Regions from separate parts of the Homo sapiens genome. Here region 1 is linked to region 2. A link is a loop called in an ENCODE intact Hi-C map of the cell type or tissue named here. Cell type or tissue: heart right ventricle. All regions are shown on one strand. Region 1 overlaps DPP6 (dipeptidyl peptidase like 6). Region 2 overlaps DPP6 (dipeptidyl peptidase like 6).

Region 1 (8,000 bases), 430 kb before region 2:
AGTGTCTGGGCAGAGATGGAGAATCCAGGTATAAGATAACAAGATGGAACTGCATAGGAGACAGGAGTTCACTAAAGGGGGGCTATCTTGGAGCAGTATCCCAAGCTGGAAGGCAAGAGTTCGAGTTGCTTTTCATAGAGCCAAGCCCTGGATAGGGAAGGAACAGAGGGAAATAGACGCTATATATAGTTGAGACAGTTTAACTGTTCTTTGCTTACAAAGCAAATAATACATAGCAGAGTTGGGGCTAGAACATCTTTTCTCAAATTTCTAATCGGAGACTCTTTCAATTAAGTTGAATGGGGGAGAGAGATTAATAATAAGTTCTTCCTCCAAGATCTGAAAAACTGTCACTTCCCCAAAATATTAGATTGATTCTGAGTTGCTCCAAAAGGAATAATTGAACCCAAGCATAGAACATTCTGGGGACAAATTTTATCTTAATATTATAGAGCCATGTAACAATCATCACTGGCTTCCTCACTAAGAGCACTGAACTATTATTACTTGATCGATACATTCAGACACAGATTGGCTGACCACAGGCCAGGGGTTGCTGAGAGATTTCTTTATTGGGTGGATGATTGGTGAGATGACATCAAACCCTCTCCAGTCCTGCTCTTGCCTGCTGCTTCCTCACATAACTGACTTATGTTCACATCAAAGCCCTGGTTTGGAATGTCCTGCTAATTTATGCCCATGCATTCCTTTAACATCTGATTTTCAAATCACCTCTCCAAAGTCTTCAAAGACTAACCCTTCTCTGTATTTTCCATCTCACTTTGACTTAAAACTTATTATGGTTTCTTACTGGGGCATATCAGGGCGGGGAGCAAGGGGAGGGAGAGCATTAGGACAAATGCCTAATGCATGCAGGGCTTAAAACATAGATGACGGGTTGATGGGTGCAGCAAACCACTATGGCACATGTAAACCTATGTAACAAACATGCACATTCTGCACATTTATCCCAGAACTTAAAGTAAAAAAAAAAATTATGGTTTCTTAAAACTCTTTATTTGATTATGCTTTCTAAATATTGTCTACTTGCACTAATGTTCATTTCTTCAAAACTTCTCTGTCATTCCACAAGTATCAAGAGCCTTCCATCACTCAACTTAAAGTGCTTTTTATTATGAAGGGCATACAGTTGCTGCTTAACACACTCAATGGCCATCAAAGAAAAAATGCCTCAGGAGATTGACTAATATACTTTGTTCACTTGGAAACCAATTTATCTATCTGCTGGAGGCTTTGGCAAACTCACAGTGACCCAGGGCTAGAAAAGTATGATGTGAAATTTCCAGGCTCTCGGAAAACTTTCTAGGGGAATTATTCCCAACAGTGTTAATCTATTGCTACTAGAAAGGGAAAATGTGTATGTATGCATTCATCATCCTCCTAACTGAAAGTGCAGAAAGAAATGTTTGATAGCGCTTCTCTGTAGTTATCCCCTGATCACACTAAGCAGCTTCTAAAAGGTGGGGAGAGAAGCACCTGACTTTTGCTATCATAAATATAGATCTTAATTTTAAGAGAGAAAGGAGAAATCATGTTTTTCTCTTTCAGATAATATGGGTCATCATCTTTTTACGCCTTTAGCATTATATCCATGAAAGAATGAAGAAGTTGCTTTAAAATTGGTTATTTGGAGGAACTTAATGAAACACTGAGTATCACATTAATTTGATACTAAATAAGCCAAACAAGACAGCACTCATTTTATTATAAAGAGGATGTTCCTTCTCAAAGCATTAGCCATTTGAATAATGCAGAGTAAATATGCCAATGTGATTCTTTTTAAGATAGTTGTATTATTATGAAATATACCATTAAACACAAAAAAATCTCAGGAATGTGGGTTTCTATATATTCAATAGTCACCCTCTAAAGACACATTTCTCCTGGTAGCACAAAAAATTGTGAAACTTAAAAAATCTTTACTGAAAATTCTTGAGAGCATTGAAAGGGATAAGAATATCATCCAATATCAACTGTGTCAGAGTTCAGGCCATTCTGAACACAACAAAAACTGAGAAAAAAAAAACTGTGTGTAAAATCCTACAAAAAAAGGAGCTACATCCAAATAGCAGAGTTAAGATCTCCAAAAATCTCTTCCAGAAAAGCAATGAGATTGCAAACATTGTCAAAATCAACTTTTTCAAATCTTGGCAATTAAACAATGACTTCCAACAGTCTTAAATAAGTATCTCTAAGTCTATACTGATATTAATAAATGATTCAATAAATAAATAATAAATACATAATTTATAGATAAATAAATATAAATAAATGGGGGAGAGTAGACAAATCTTCCATATGGAAGAATTCCAGGTAATTTCTACAGATACCCTGCTCTCAAGAAGAAAGAGCATTGCCTTCCACTCCAAGTGAGGGCTATGCATAGTGACTTCCTTCCAAAGAGCACAGTATAGAAAGAGGGGTAAAAAAATGTAGTTACAGTAGAGAAAATGACAAGTACGACTTTAGCCAGGTGATCAAGGTCAACACCAATGGCCATAAATCATGTTGATAGCCTGTTCCTTAGATATGTGATGAGAAAGGCATTTTACTTCTGTAGTCTTCCTCCCAAAGCCCTATAAACCCAGTCTACTTAGGAGGGAAAATGAAACAAAACAAAACAGAAATGATGCAATTGAAGAATATTCTATAAAAGACGTGACCCATGTTCCTCAAGTACCCTTTTGTCAAGGTCACCCAAATCAAGAAACAGGAACTTCTGCGAAGCTGTCACAGCAAGAGGAACTGAAAGAGATGCACTGCGGTGTCCCGGATGGGATCCTTGGGAGATAAAGGGGACATTAGGTGAAAGCTAAGAAAATCTGAATTAAGCATAAATTTTGTCTAACAGTGATGCATTATATCAATACTATTAATTCATTGTGTCAAACGTTGCATAATATATAAGATGATAATAATAGGGGAAAATGGGTTTGGGGCATGTGGAAACTTTCTGTACTACCTTTGCAACTTTGCTATATATGTAAATCTATTCTAAAACATAAAAAGTTTATTTTAAAAAGTCTTTCAGAATAAAATTAAGCCAAGGATTAGTATGGGCTGAGAGGTCTGTGCCAGACTACAGGGGATCCTGCCAGCTCTGGAATCCCAGGAATCTGAGTTGGAAGTCTCTGAAGAGACTACAGTATTTAGACTTTCCAGATGCTGCTGTCCAGAACACAAGTGTAAATCATACATTCCAGGTAGTCAAGAGACAGTCTCCTAGTTCTGATTCTGCAATTACAAAATGGAATAGTTTTTGTCAGCTTAATTCACTAAACATTTATGATCCTTACTTTCCTAAACTGCAAAATCTCTTTCAACATGGTAACTTTGACTGCATGGACCCAGATATGCATATATTAGGTAATGCATGATTGAGGATTTAAAACCACAAACGACAAGTTTCAAAAACATGTAATTTTAATAGCATTCCACAGCAAAAAAAAAAAACACCCTGATACTGTATATTTTCCATTACCGTTTTGTCTTTTTAACCAAAAACTGCCTAAATTTGTAAAAGATAAACTTGGATATTTTTAGTTAAGAAAGGCTATTTTGAGAGGCAGTATTTAATTTGCATTTTGAGGAATATGGTATTGAGCTTTTGGGTTGTAATGATCTGTTGGACAAGAAAAGAAGAATGAGACAGGAGTAATTTTTCATAAAAATTAGGTCCCATACGTTGATCCTTGAGTTATCTATTCTTGTACTCACATCTCTTTTAAATCATACCTAACTACAGTTTAAAAATAATTATTGAGGCTCTTGGCTTTGGCAGAAAGCAGTGCTCTTGCTCAAATGATCATACGTCACATCGCTAATGTTATTATAAATGACAGGCAGCTAAATTTACACTCACGATAAGATTATATATTAATAAGTGATTTAATAGGTCGGTGATCAAGAAATCATACACCTAGTTAACAAGCCAGACAGTAACTGTCTTCATGCTTATTTGCTACACATGTACAATATACACATCTGCCACAAGATAATACATCTCTTTAAATGCCAGCCTCGCCATCAATTCTCCAGCTAGCTAAAAATAGCACCTGTTATTGCAATTTAAAAGTGTATCCTTAGCCACTAGAGGGCACTGTTTCATAAAATGCTCTAAACACTATTAAGGCTGTTAAGAAAACTAATTAAAAATAATAGTGAGTAGAGGTCAACTGAAGACACATTTCTAAATTCATCAATGTTAGCAAGCAGGGATCATTCAGCTAAAAGGATACTTTGTTGTTTTTATTACTTATCTATAAATCAGGAACATTGGTTTTTTTTCATCAACTTTTAAGTTTCAGGGTACATGTGCAGGATGTGCAGCTTTGTTACATGGGTAAACATGTGCCATGGTGATTTGCTGCACAGATCAACCCATTACCCAGATATTAAGCCCAGCAACCATTAGCTAGTCCTCCTGATGCAGAAGCATTGGGTTTTAATCGCAGTTTTTCATTTAGAGACTGACGTGTCAATTCTTTAAGTCTCAAAAACATCTGTAAGCCTCAGTTTCCTTACCCCAAAAAATCAAACATCTGTGGAACCTTTACACAAAATATTTGATGCTGATCTTAAATGTTGTGGCTATGAGGGTCACAGGTTTCTTGAAATGCTCCTTTACTGAGAAGCTTTTGCTGTTAGATTTGACAAAATGCTTACTTAGCTAAAGTCAAACAATAATCGCAGATTCTAAAGCAAAAGTTGTATTCTTTAATGTCATTTATGGTGGCCAAAATTGTGTGTTCCCAGAGTGCTTTCAGTCAAGAGAGCCCACCTTGCCTCCAGTAGTTACATAAGAAAAGCCTGGTCAGGTACATCGTGTAGGTGAAGAAAGGAATGGCTGAGAGGCAGCAATCAATTGGGTAGTAAGCATGGAACCTGGGACTGGAGTACCTGTCTATTGGCTTCAAACCACATGCTCTTTGGATTTTACCTTGAGGCTCTGTTTCCTTATGAATCACCTGGCCTGGCAAGTGAAGATGCTCTGTGAATACTTGTTGAATAAGCAAATATAAGGACAAACATACAAAGGGCTAAGCCTGTCACTTTGTCCATTTGGCCAAGGGGTTTTAATAGTGTAAATAAAGGCTGTACTGTATTGCAAGGTGTAGCTTCAACTCTCTGATCTCCAATTTTCCCTTCTAGAGCAGAAACAGAGGAAGCAAGGATCAGGAGAATTCTTAGGAAATCCAGGACCACACATAGAACCGTCCATGGTAGCCGTTATTCTGCTGTTGACCAGATAGAGACCTTAAAAGACAAGTTCAAGTTTTTTGATGATGAGCATCACAGCCATCATCAGAACTGAGTCACAGGCATGTGAAACATTTTCACTAGAGTCTTTAAAAGACTCTTTTGCATGTTGTCATTTTCCTTCCCAGCTGCTATTTACATCCTGTCAACAGAGCAGTCTCCATTAACTTTTCCCTCCATGAAAACTCCCTAGGCTGGCCTTCCTACGAACTACAAAATAGAGTTCAGTCTCCTTACCTGACATTCAATATAATGTAAATTCACCCCAAATTCAACTCATAAGTTGTATTAGTCCATTTTCACACTGCTGATAAAGACATACTCGAGACTGGGCAATTTTAAAAAGTAGGTGGTTTATTGGACTTACAGTTCCATGTGGCTGGGGAGGCCTCACAGTCACAGCAGAAGGTGAAAGGCACGTCTCACATGGCAGCAGACAAGAGAAGAGAGCTGGTGCAGGGAAACTCCCCTTTTTAAAACCCTCAGATCCCATGAGACTTATTTGCTATCACTAGAACAGCGCAGGAAAGACCCACCCCCATAATTCATCACCTCCCACTAAGTTCCTCCCATGACACATGGGGATTGTGGGAATTACAATTCAAGATGAGATTTGGGTGGGGACAGAGCCAAATCATATCATTCCACCCCTAGCCCCTCCCAAATCTCATGTGCTCACATTTCAAAACCAATCATGCCTTCCCAGCAGTCCCCCAAAGTCTTAACTCATTTCAGCATTAACTCCAAAGTCCACAGTCCAATGTCTCATATGAGACAAGGCAAGTCCCTTCTGTCTATTAGCGTGTAAAATCAAAAGCAAGTTAGTTACTTCCTAAATACAATGGGGGTACAGGCATTGGGTAAATACGGCCATTCCAAATGTGAGAAATTGGCCAAAACCAAGGGGCTACAGGACCCATGCAAGTCCAAAATCTAGCAGGGCAGTAAAATCTTAAAGCTCCAAAATGATCTTTTTTGACTCCATGTCTCACATTTCGGTCATGTTGATGCAAGAGGTGGGTTCTTATGGTTTTGGGCAGCTCCACTCCTGTGGCTCTGCAGGGGACAGCCTCCCTTCAGGCTGCTTTCATGGACTGGCCTTGAGTGTCTGTAGCTTTTCAAACATGTGTGGTGCAAGCTTTCAAGGGATCTACCATTCTGGGGTCTGGAGAACAGTGGCCCTCTTCTTATAGCTCCGCTAGGCAGTGCCCCAGTAGGGATTCTGTGTCGGGGCTCCAACCCCACATTTTCCTTCCACACTGCCCTAGCAGAGGTTCTCCATGAGGGCCCCACCCCTGCAGCAAACTTCTGCCTGGGCATCCAGGTGTTTCCATACATCTTCTGAAATCTAGGCAGAGGTTCCCAAACCCCAATTCTTGACTTCTGTGCACCCACAGGCTCAATACCATGTGGAAGCAGCCAAGACTTGGGGCTTGCACCCTCTGAAGCTACAGCCCAAACTCTAACTTGGGCCATTTCAGCCACAGCTGGAGTCACTGGGACACAGGGCACCAAGTCCCTAGGCTGCACACAGCACATGAACCCTGGGCCCAGTCCACCAAACCACTTTGTCCTCCTAGGCTTCCAGGTCTGTGATGAGAGGGGCTGCTGTGATGACTCTGACATGGCCTGGAGACATTTTTCCCCAGGATCTTGGGAATTAACATTTTACTCCTCATTACTTATGCAAATGTCTGCAGCTGGCTTGAATTTCACCTCAGAAAATGGGATTTTTTTTTTCTATCATGTTGTCAGACTGCAAATTGTCCAAACTTTCATGCTCTGCTTCCCTTATAAAACTGAATGCCTTTAATAGCACCCAGGTCACCTCTTGAATGCCTTGCTACTTAGAAATCTCTTCAAGCAGATAACCTAAATCATCTCTCTCAAGTTCAAAGTTCCACAAATCTCTAGGGCAGGGGCAAAATGCCACCAGTCTCATTGCTAAAACATAACAAAAGTCATCTTTGCTGCAGTTCCCAACTAGTTTCTCATCTCTGTCTGAGACCACCTCAGCCTGGATTTCATTGTCCATAGCACTATCAGCATTTTGGGAAAAGCCATTCAACATTCAACAAGTCTCTAGGAAGTTCCAAACTTTCCCACATTTTCCTTCTTCTGAGCTCTCCAAACTGTTCCAACCTCTGCCTGTTACCCAGTTCCAAAGTCATTTCCACATTTTCAGGGATCTTTTCAGCAGTGCCCCACTCTACTGGTACCAATTTACTGTATTAGTCCATTTTCAGGCTGCTGATAAAGACATACCCAAGACTGCGCAGTTGACAAAAGAAAGAGGTTTATTGGACTTACAGTTCCACGTGGCTGGGGAGGCCTCACAATCCTGGTGGAAGGTAAAAGGCATGTCTCATATGGCAGCGGTCAAGAGAACAGAACTGGTGCAAGGAAACTCCCCTTTTTAAAACCATCAGATCTCATGAGACTCATTCGCTATCAGGAGAACAACGCAGGAAAGATCCGCCCCCATAATTCAGTCACCTCCCACCAGGTTCCTGCCACAACACATGGAAATTGTGGGAATTACCATTCAAAATGAGATTTGGGTAGTGACACAGCGAAACCATATTATAAGCTTTATCTCTCACTATTCCTTTTTATAGAAATGGTGCCAACTGGGATGTATTTCTCTTAGACAAAATTCCCATAACAAAAGTCATCATTTTAACTATTTTACAGTGTGCAATTCAATGTTTTTTAGAATG
Region 2 (8,000 bases):
AACTCCTGACCTCAGGCGATCCACCTGCCTTGGCCTCCCAAAGCGCTGGGATTATAGGTGTGAGGCACTGCGCCCAGCCTTTTTTTTAAAAAAAAATATTTTAAACCCAGTTTTACTCTTTACACATAGGAAGAAGCTTCTGACTTCATCACAGATGTCAGTGCCCTAGCTGCAGACCACCTGGCAAGCAGGACCTGAGCAGTGACACGCTGAAGGACAGATAACTGGATTATAAGTTCATTCCTTTATTTAGCCTATATATTGAAACTTTTAAAGTGGTATATGCATATACATTTTATCACCTATGAATTTAATTTAAATTAGGAAAGGAGCATTAAAATAATTTGCCAAAATAAGGAGGTGTAGGTTCTGGTACAGTTGAGAGTTATTGTCTATTTCAACACATGTATCTCTTTTTTAAAAATTTATTTTATGTTTATTTCAATAGTTTTTGAGGAACAGGTGGTTTGGGGTTACATGGGTAAGTTCTTTAGTGGTGATTTCTGAGGTGTCGGTTCACCCATCACCTGTGCAGTATACACTGTACCCCATGTGTAATCTTTTATCCTTCATCCCCCTCCCAGCCTTCCCCCCGAGTCCCCAAAGTCCATTATATCATTCTTATGCCTTTGCACCCTCATAGCTGAGCTCCCACTTAAAAGCGAGAACATACGATACTTGGTTTTCCATTCTTGAGTTACTTCACTTAGAATAATGGTCTCCAACTCTGTCCAGGTTGCTGTGAATGCCATTATTTCATTCATTTCTTATGGCTGAGTAGTATTCCATGGTGTATATATACCACATTTTCTTTCTCTACTCCTTGGTTGATGAACATTTAGGCTGGTTCCATATTTTTGCAATTGTGAGTTGTACTGCTATAGGCGTGCGTGCAAGTGTCTTTTTCATATAATGACTTATCTTCTGCTGGGTAGATAGATACACAGTAGTGGGGTGGCTGGATCAAATGGTAGATCTACTTTTAGTTCTTTAAGGAATCTCCACACTGTTTTCCATAGTGGTTATACTAGTTTACATTCCTACAAGCAGTGTAGAAGTGCTCCCTTTTCACCATATCCATGCCAACATCTATTATTTTTTGATTTTTTAATTATGGCCATTTGTGCAGGAGGAAGGTGGTATTGCATTGTGGTTTTAATTTGCATTTCCCTGATCATTACTGAGGTTGAGCATTTTTTCATATGTTTGTTGGCCATTTGTATACCTTCTTTTTAAAATTTTCTATTCATGTCCTTAGCCCACTTTTTGATGGGATTATTTGTTTTTTTCTTGCTGATTTGTTTGAGTTCCTTGTACATTCTGGATAGTAGTACTGTGTCAGATACATAGTTTGCAAATATTTTCTCCCGCTTTGACAACACATGCATCTCTTGATTTCCATTTCTTTTCAAGAAAATAGTGACTTGCTTATGAAAGGCATATACCAATCATAAACTGAGCTGGAACTCTCAGCGGGGTCTTTATCCTCCCTGCCCTGGTTCTTGACACTCCCCTCCCTGCTGTGGCTATAAAGCTTCACACCCAGGGAGTAGCCGGTGTGTCTCTTATGCCAATTCCTCTTATGTGACTCTTTCAGCAATTTAACCTTTCTTTTTCTATTTTCTTAAAGCATTAAATGGAGACCTATAAACGTTACTTCATGGACAGCTGCAAAGATTAAATGAATTTATATTGGAAAGTTGTTTAAAACAGCCCAGCTGGTAACAAGAACTGTGTAAATATGACCAATTGTTTCTGTTTGGTCCACTGATTTACTTATTCTGTCTCTGCATCCATGTGGGGTATAGTCATCAGAATTACTAAGACTTTATAATAAGTTGCCATCTAGTTAGACAGAAATGTTCCTCTTCATGATTGTCTTGGTTAGTCTTGGTGTTTTAATGCTTTCATAATATTTGCTCCTACCTATTTTACTAATTAATATATGCAGAAACTCACAACTCACACAGTACAGATCACATAAAATATCATCTTCATCCTTCCCACCCTATTTCCCCGAAGGTTATGACATGCACCTGTTGAGTATATATGTTCTCCAGGTCTCTTTCTCTCTATATATAGCTACATATCTATATACATATATAGAGAGATATATATAGATATCTATATATATCTCTCTATCTCTATATAGATCTCTATATATCTCTCTCTATATGTATATATGGAGATATATAGATAGATACTTACATACATACATACATACATACATACATACATACATACATAGATATATATTTTAGAGACAGAGTTTCACTCTTGTTGCCCAGGCTGGAGTGCAGTGGCACAATCTCAGCTCACTGCAACCTCCTCCTCCCAGGTTCAAGCAATTCTCCTGCCTCAGCCTCCCGAGTAGCTGGGATTACAGGCACCCATCACTAGACCCAGCTAATTTTTTGTATTTTTAGTAGAGATGGGGTTTCATATTTATTTAAAAATAACTTACTTTCAAATACATTAAGTAACAGCAAGTTTTTCCAGACAGGAATACCAATTTCTCCTTAGGATCTTTAATGCCAAGGATGTAAAACTAATGGATGTGGGGAGATTTTTAGCTAAGAAATGAAAGGTTTTATTCTGGATCTTGGCCTTTACACATTGCAATTATTTTGCTGAAGTTCATTCATGTATTAATCGCGATGAGTACTGAGACCCTATCTTGTGTAAAGGTAAGTATAGAAAAGTACTCGTCCTTGAGTCTTCTGGGCTGGTGGGCACGGCCGACACTTAAGTGAATAACTGATGTATAAAACACTAAGTGTGATCACAGATATAGGTCCAGGGGCTGCGGAACAGGAGCCAGAGCCACGGAGAGGAGCAAAGGAGACGACAGGAGGAAGCGCAGGCTTGGAAAATCCTTGGTAGAGAGCACAGATTTAGAGAAGAAGGCGGACCAGGAGTTCCCCCACTAAAGGGCATCCTAAACAGAAGGAAGGAGACAAAGGCAGACAGAGGACCATGGAAGGCCATGACGGTGCCTGAAAGCAGCCACAATCCCAGCGTCACAGACCAGAGTCAGGGCTGTCAGAGAGGCCGCCCAGGGCACGAAGGAACATGCTCGCTGCACAGAGCGACTTTACATTTAAATTCTTTCTTTTGGGCAATTAAGGGACCACAGAGGACATGAGGCTGAGGTGCAGCTACTCCAGGGTCTCTGCACCTGCAGATATTGGCCCGAGATGGCAGCAAAACGGGGAGCAGGAGGACTCACAGGAGGGTGGATGAACCCTGGATTCTGCTAAGTCACAGTCGTCATGTCTCACAGTTGCTGGCAGGAACTGCGTGAGCGTGTGGGTCCCCCGGCTCTCTCTGTGCCAGACAACCATACCCGTGGGAAGAGCCATCACTTACCACTCTGCAAACCACATTAAGTGAGGGCCTGTGGCTTCCGACAGTTGCTTTCCTTCATGTTGCTCTGATGGAACCACCAGGGACATCAAGCCCAAGCCCTTGGGCTCATTAGCATGGTGCTGGGACAAGTCCCCCAAACAAACGGGCACAGGTTCCAGGCTATTTTTATTTCCATCTGACTCAGCACAGCCTAATAACCCTTGGTGTGCAATGAAAAACACCACACTTGCGTGCAAGAGCCTATTGACGTCCCGTAATATCAGGGTAGGCAGCTACCTGCTCTCTGCCAGTGCTTACTGTTGGGCTGGAAGAATGATACTGGAAACAGTGAGCCAACTCTGTGATGTAAGCCTCTCAGCAGGGAGATCTGTGCAATTCATGCATTACAAATGCACAATCAGGGAGCTTTCTCATGACAAAAAGGAATCAAATCCTGTCTATTATTGAGAAGTCCTCCTTTAGGTGAGCAGCAAAGCGCAGGCAGCTTTGCAAAGCAGCAGCATGCTGTTAGCAAGGTCTGGAAGGTCACACCTCTGGATAGGATGTTTATCATGATACAAACATATAAACTAACACCATGGATAAGCAATTGATTCTTCAAAGAAGAGCCTTTCTCATGAAAATCCTGAAATAATATATGGAGTTTAGGGGGAATGAACAGAACTGCAAGCGGATATAAGCTCTTCCATCTTGCCAGTTTTCCCTTATGTAATAATTTCCTTCTATTGACATAAGGAATAATGTTTCATAGCCTACTGCTTTTCCTCCCCAAGCCGCACTGCACTTTTGCAATGCCAGGAAACTCTAATCAGTACACTCTGCCCTCTGGTGTCCACACTCAAAAAGCACATCACCCTGTTTTTTTCCCTCCAACATTAGCATGTGTACCAGGCACGTGGATGAAAATGATTAGCTACTAGGGGGATTGTATTTGTTTGCTTAAAACTGTTGATTTTTCTGTTTTCAAGGGATCGAGATTTTAGACTAATTTAGCTGCATTTTTCCCTTGTATCACAGAGGGAAGTTGAAGAAAGAAGAAAGCCCCCTCTCTTTTCCCCAGCAGTAAGACAACGGTGTCCTCTTTTACTCTCATTTGAAGACATCCTAGAACATAACTTATGTGAAGGCTTAGTATAAAATACGGGCACAAACAGGATCCAACATAATAAAATGTTTTTAGCGGAGAAAAATGATATCTGGCATTTGTTTCAAATCATAGTGGTAGTGAAATGGATGAAACGAGATTGCCGAAGCCTTGATAATTATACAGCTGGGTCATGGGTACAACTGGCTTATCGCCTAATTCCCTCCACTTTTCCGTATGTTTGGAAATTTCCAGGAATCAAGTTTTTCCCCATCTTAGTCTGATGCAGACTGAGCTACTATGTCTGAAGGATAAAGATGTGACATTCTAACATGTGAACCAGGGCAGTGGAAGGAATACGGCTTTAGAAATCAGAAACACGTGAATTCTCACCCCGCTTCGAACTCTTGCTGACTGCAAGGCCTTCGGAGGGTCACTCCATCTCTCTTCATCTAAGCTAGTTTCCATATTTGTAAAATGAGAATAATGAAACCTCCCACACAAGGTTATTCCAGGGATAAAGAAAGAGAAAATGCCTGGCACACAGAAGGCAAATGACGTAGCTTCCCTTTCTCCTTTTTCCAGCAGCCCTCAGATAAATAAATCCCAATGGTCAAAAAAATACAACCAGTATGAATAACTCATTAGGAATAACCCTGGCAAACCCTGATTGAGACGTTTTGTTTGCTCTATTTCAGTCTTTCATGGTGAAATTCATCATAACATCATTCCACCTTTATCAGCAAAAAACAAATAAAATAGCATGCATGCACATACATGATAAGCTACTATTTCATACTATATGTTGTCTTGATTGGTTTTATATTCAAGCGTTCCTGCTCAATAACACTGATGTATCTCAGGCCTCTATTATTTCAAAGAGGATGGATTAAAGGCAATATGAAAGAACAGCTATTCATGCCATACTATCTTTATATAATACAGTTCATCTGGCAATTTCCAGAGTTTGGCCCATGGGTAATTCACTTATTGGGAATGGTTTGAGTGAACACTACAAATACAGTTTCCCATACCTTCAATTAACCAAATGATGTGAAGAATTATCTGTGCTAATTTAAATTTTCTGTTAAACTAAGCATTAAACAGAGGGCCGTCTTTGTTTACAGTGGATTTTAATGAAGGAAACTGACTTAGCTATTTTCCTTAAGAATTTTGCATGACCTCATTAATTAATTATGTCATTCAGGAAAAAAAAATCTTAGAGAAGCAAATATAGAAGCTGATGGAAAATTTGACAGCATGTATATTAGAGGCAAGCCTTTTGCCTATTAGCATGTCATCTAACTGATCACATAAAACACTTAAAATTTGTCAGGACCTTTTAAAAATGAACAAAAATGTCATAAAATAATAGATGCATCACAACTATCTTCTGAGAAATAAATGCATTTATTTGTCTCACTTTTTAAAGGAGAAAATCAAACCGAGGCTTAAGGTTTTCTTCCATATAATTAATTTGTGACCGAGCCAGGATTCAGAGCCAGGTGGTCTGACTGCCTAAGAAGCTCTTTCTGCCACTCACACCCTGCCAATCTCTGTACACAGTGAACGACACAGTCCACAATTACCTGATACCTCGGTATGGAGCTCTAGGGAAACTTTCTTCTCTTTTGCTGCCTTACCTAAATTCCTGATAGTACACAGTGAACGGCACAGTCCACAATTACCTGATACCTCGGTGTGGGGATCATTGCATATGAGAAACTGTTGTGTTTTGTTTTGAGACGGAGTCTCGCTCTATTGCCCAGACTGGAGTGCAGTGGCACAATCTCGGCTCACTGCAAACTCCGCCTCCCGGGTTCACGCCATTCTCCTGCCTCAGCCTCCCGAGTAGCTGGGACTACAGGCGCCCACCATCACACCCGGCTAATTTTTCGCATTTTTAGTAGAGACGGGGTTTCACTGTGTTAGCCAAGATGGCCTGAAATCTCCTAACCTCGTGATCCGCCCGCCTCGGCCTCCCAAAGTGCTGGGATTAGGGACGTGAGCCACTGCGCACGGCCCCATAGTTCTTTTTTTAAGTTGTCCAAATAATTGGGCATTTTGCAAAGCTACCTTTAAGAAGATGCCACTTGAAGGAGGAATAAACACTGACTTGATTAATTCATCTAACTCTATCAGACACAGGAACACTGATTTGTTATTAAATGAAGTATCATCAAAAGAAGATAAATAACCAATGGTCCATGACAACCTAGCTCTCAGTCAGGTTTAAATTTTTGAAAAAACAAAATACTGTGCTTAATTCCAAATAAGAATAAAAAATATAAATAATGGGCCAAAGACTTTTAAAACTATAATTTGAACATTCTCAAAAATTATACTTTATTTTCAGACTCTGGAGTCCACAGTTTAACTCTTGAAAAGTAGTCACTAGAGCATGCTTGTATCAAAACATCTTATGTACCCCATAAATATATACTAGGTGCCCAAAAAATAAAAAAATTAAAAACTTTAATAAAAAGAAAAATAGCCACCAGAAAACACTCTTCATTGAATTAGTCCTCTTAATTGATTTTTTGACTTCTATATTTTATTTCTAAGTCGATATGTTTTAAAAATAATGATTATGCAGGCTTTCCATTCAGAATATGGAAATCATCTGGAATTTGGTTTTAGGGGACTCTCTCTTGACCCAGCCGTGCCCTTCACTATTTTACAGTCCAATTATCTTCCTCCCACGGGGGCTGGAGCCCTGTGCATTACTTATGGGACAGGCTCTTAGATGTGTGGCATTGACATCTTTGTGGCTGGGTTTTTATCTGTCTCATAAAAGAGGTGTGTGCATGCCTGTGTCTGTGTCTGTGTCTGTGTGCATTTGTGTAAGTGCACGGGAGATCAAACCTCAATGTAATCTGACAATTCTCATAGGTTAATTTCCAATCATCAGACTTTAAAGCAGTGAATTAAGCCTCTGGTGGCCCAGTTTACTAAATTTCCAACAGTTAACATCTAGTCTCCAAGTGTCCTTCAGACCTAAGACCCGCCCGGGCGCCGAGGCTGATCCCGTGGGCACCTGTTTGTGGGCTTAGCGGCATCTCTGCTTCTGGCCTTTATCCCCCCACCTGACACTCAGCAGCTGCTGTCTGGGAAGAGGAGGGCCTGTGCAGCAGCCCGGAAGAAACCCCCACACTCATCCCCCTGTGCTACGTGCCTCGGGTTCGTGTTAATCCGACTTTGGTCACCTCAGCCTCAACCACACCTGTGCTCCTGCCAAAGCCACCCTCCCTGCAGACACCAGCTGCCCTCCAAGGCCGGGGCCACTGGGCCCTTTCCCAATTCAGGTTACTTGTCTGCTATGAGCCTGCCTTTTTTGCTTTCTTAGAGGTAGCTTTCTCCTGGATTCTAACAGCATCTTCTTCCCATCCTTTTTTCCAGGCCTTCCCTGAGGCCAGAAGCCTGTAAACATGGGAGTCACCCAGCTTGTTCTCCAGCCCTCTCCTCTTATTACACTGCCCATTGCTTCTGGGTAATCTCTCAATTCTTATTACTCCAAGAATCAACAATAGAATAATAACCTCAAAAT

The links. Hi-C counts contacts between places; a loop is a spot of excess contacts. Peaks named below come from ENCODE experiments on the same cell type or tissue, not always from the same donor. Only the 100,000 strongest peaks of a DNase experiment are listed, where the experiment ranks them.
Region 1: a loop joins it to region 2, with 18 times the contacts of the local background. A loop is called at or near these places in 19 of 110 quality-filtered maps.

The regions. Positions count from the first base shown.
Region 1 is chr7:154,500,272-154,508,271 of GRCh38, reverse strand. All of the region lies in intron 3 of DPP6 (dipeptidyl peptidase like 6), which reads right to left. Among named protein-coding and RNA genes, the nearest start is that of PAXIP1-AS2, 420 kb to the left of the region's middle. In heart right ventricle, a CTCF peak has its summit at 4,122 (motif pointing right); no DNase peak of the experiment used is centred here.
Region 2 is chr7:154,068,247-154,076,246 of GRCh38, reverse strand. The region is part of intron 1 of DPP6 (dipeptidyl peptidase like 6); the gene reads right to left. Among named protein-coding and RNA genes, the nearest start is that of DPP6, 20 kb to the right of the region's middle. In heart right ventricle, a CTCF peak has its summit at 4,199 (motif pointing left); no DNase peak of the experiment used is centred here; H3K27me3 peaks cover 1,128 bases.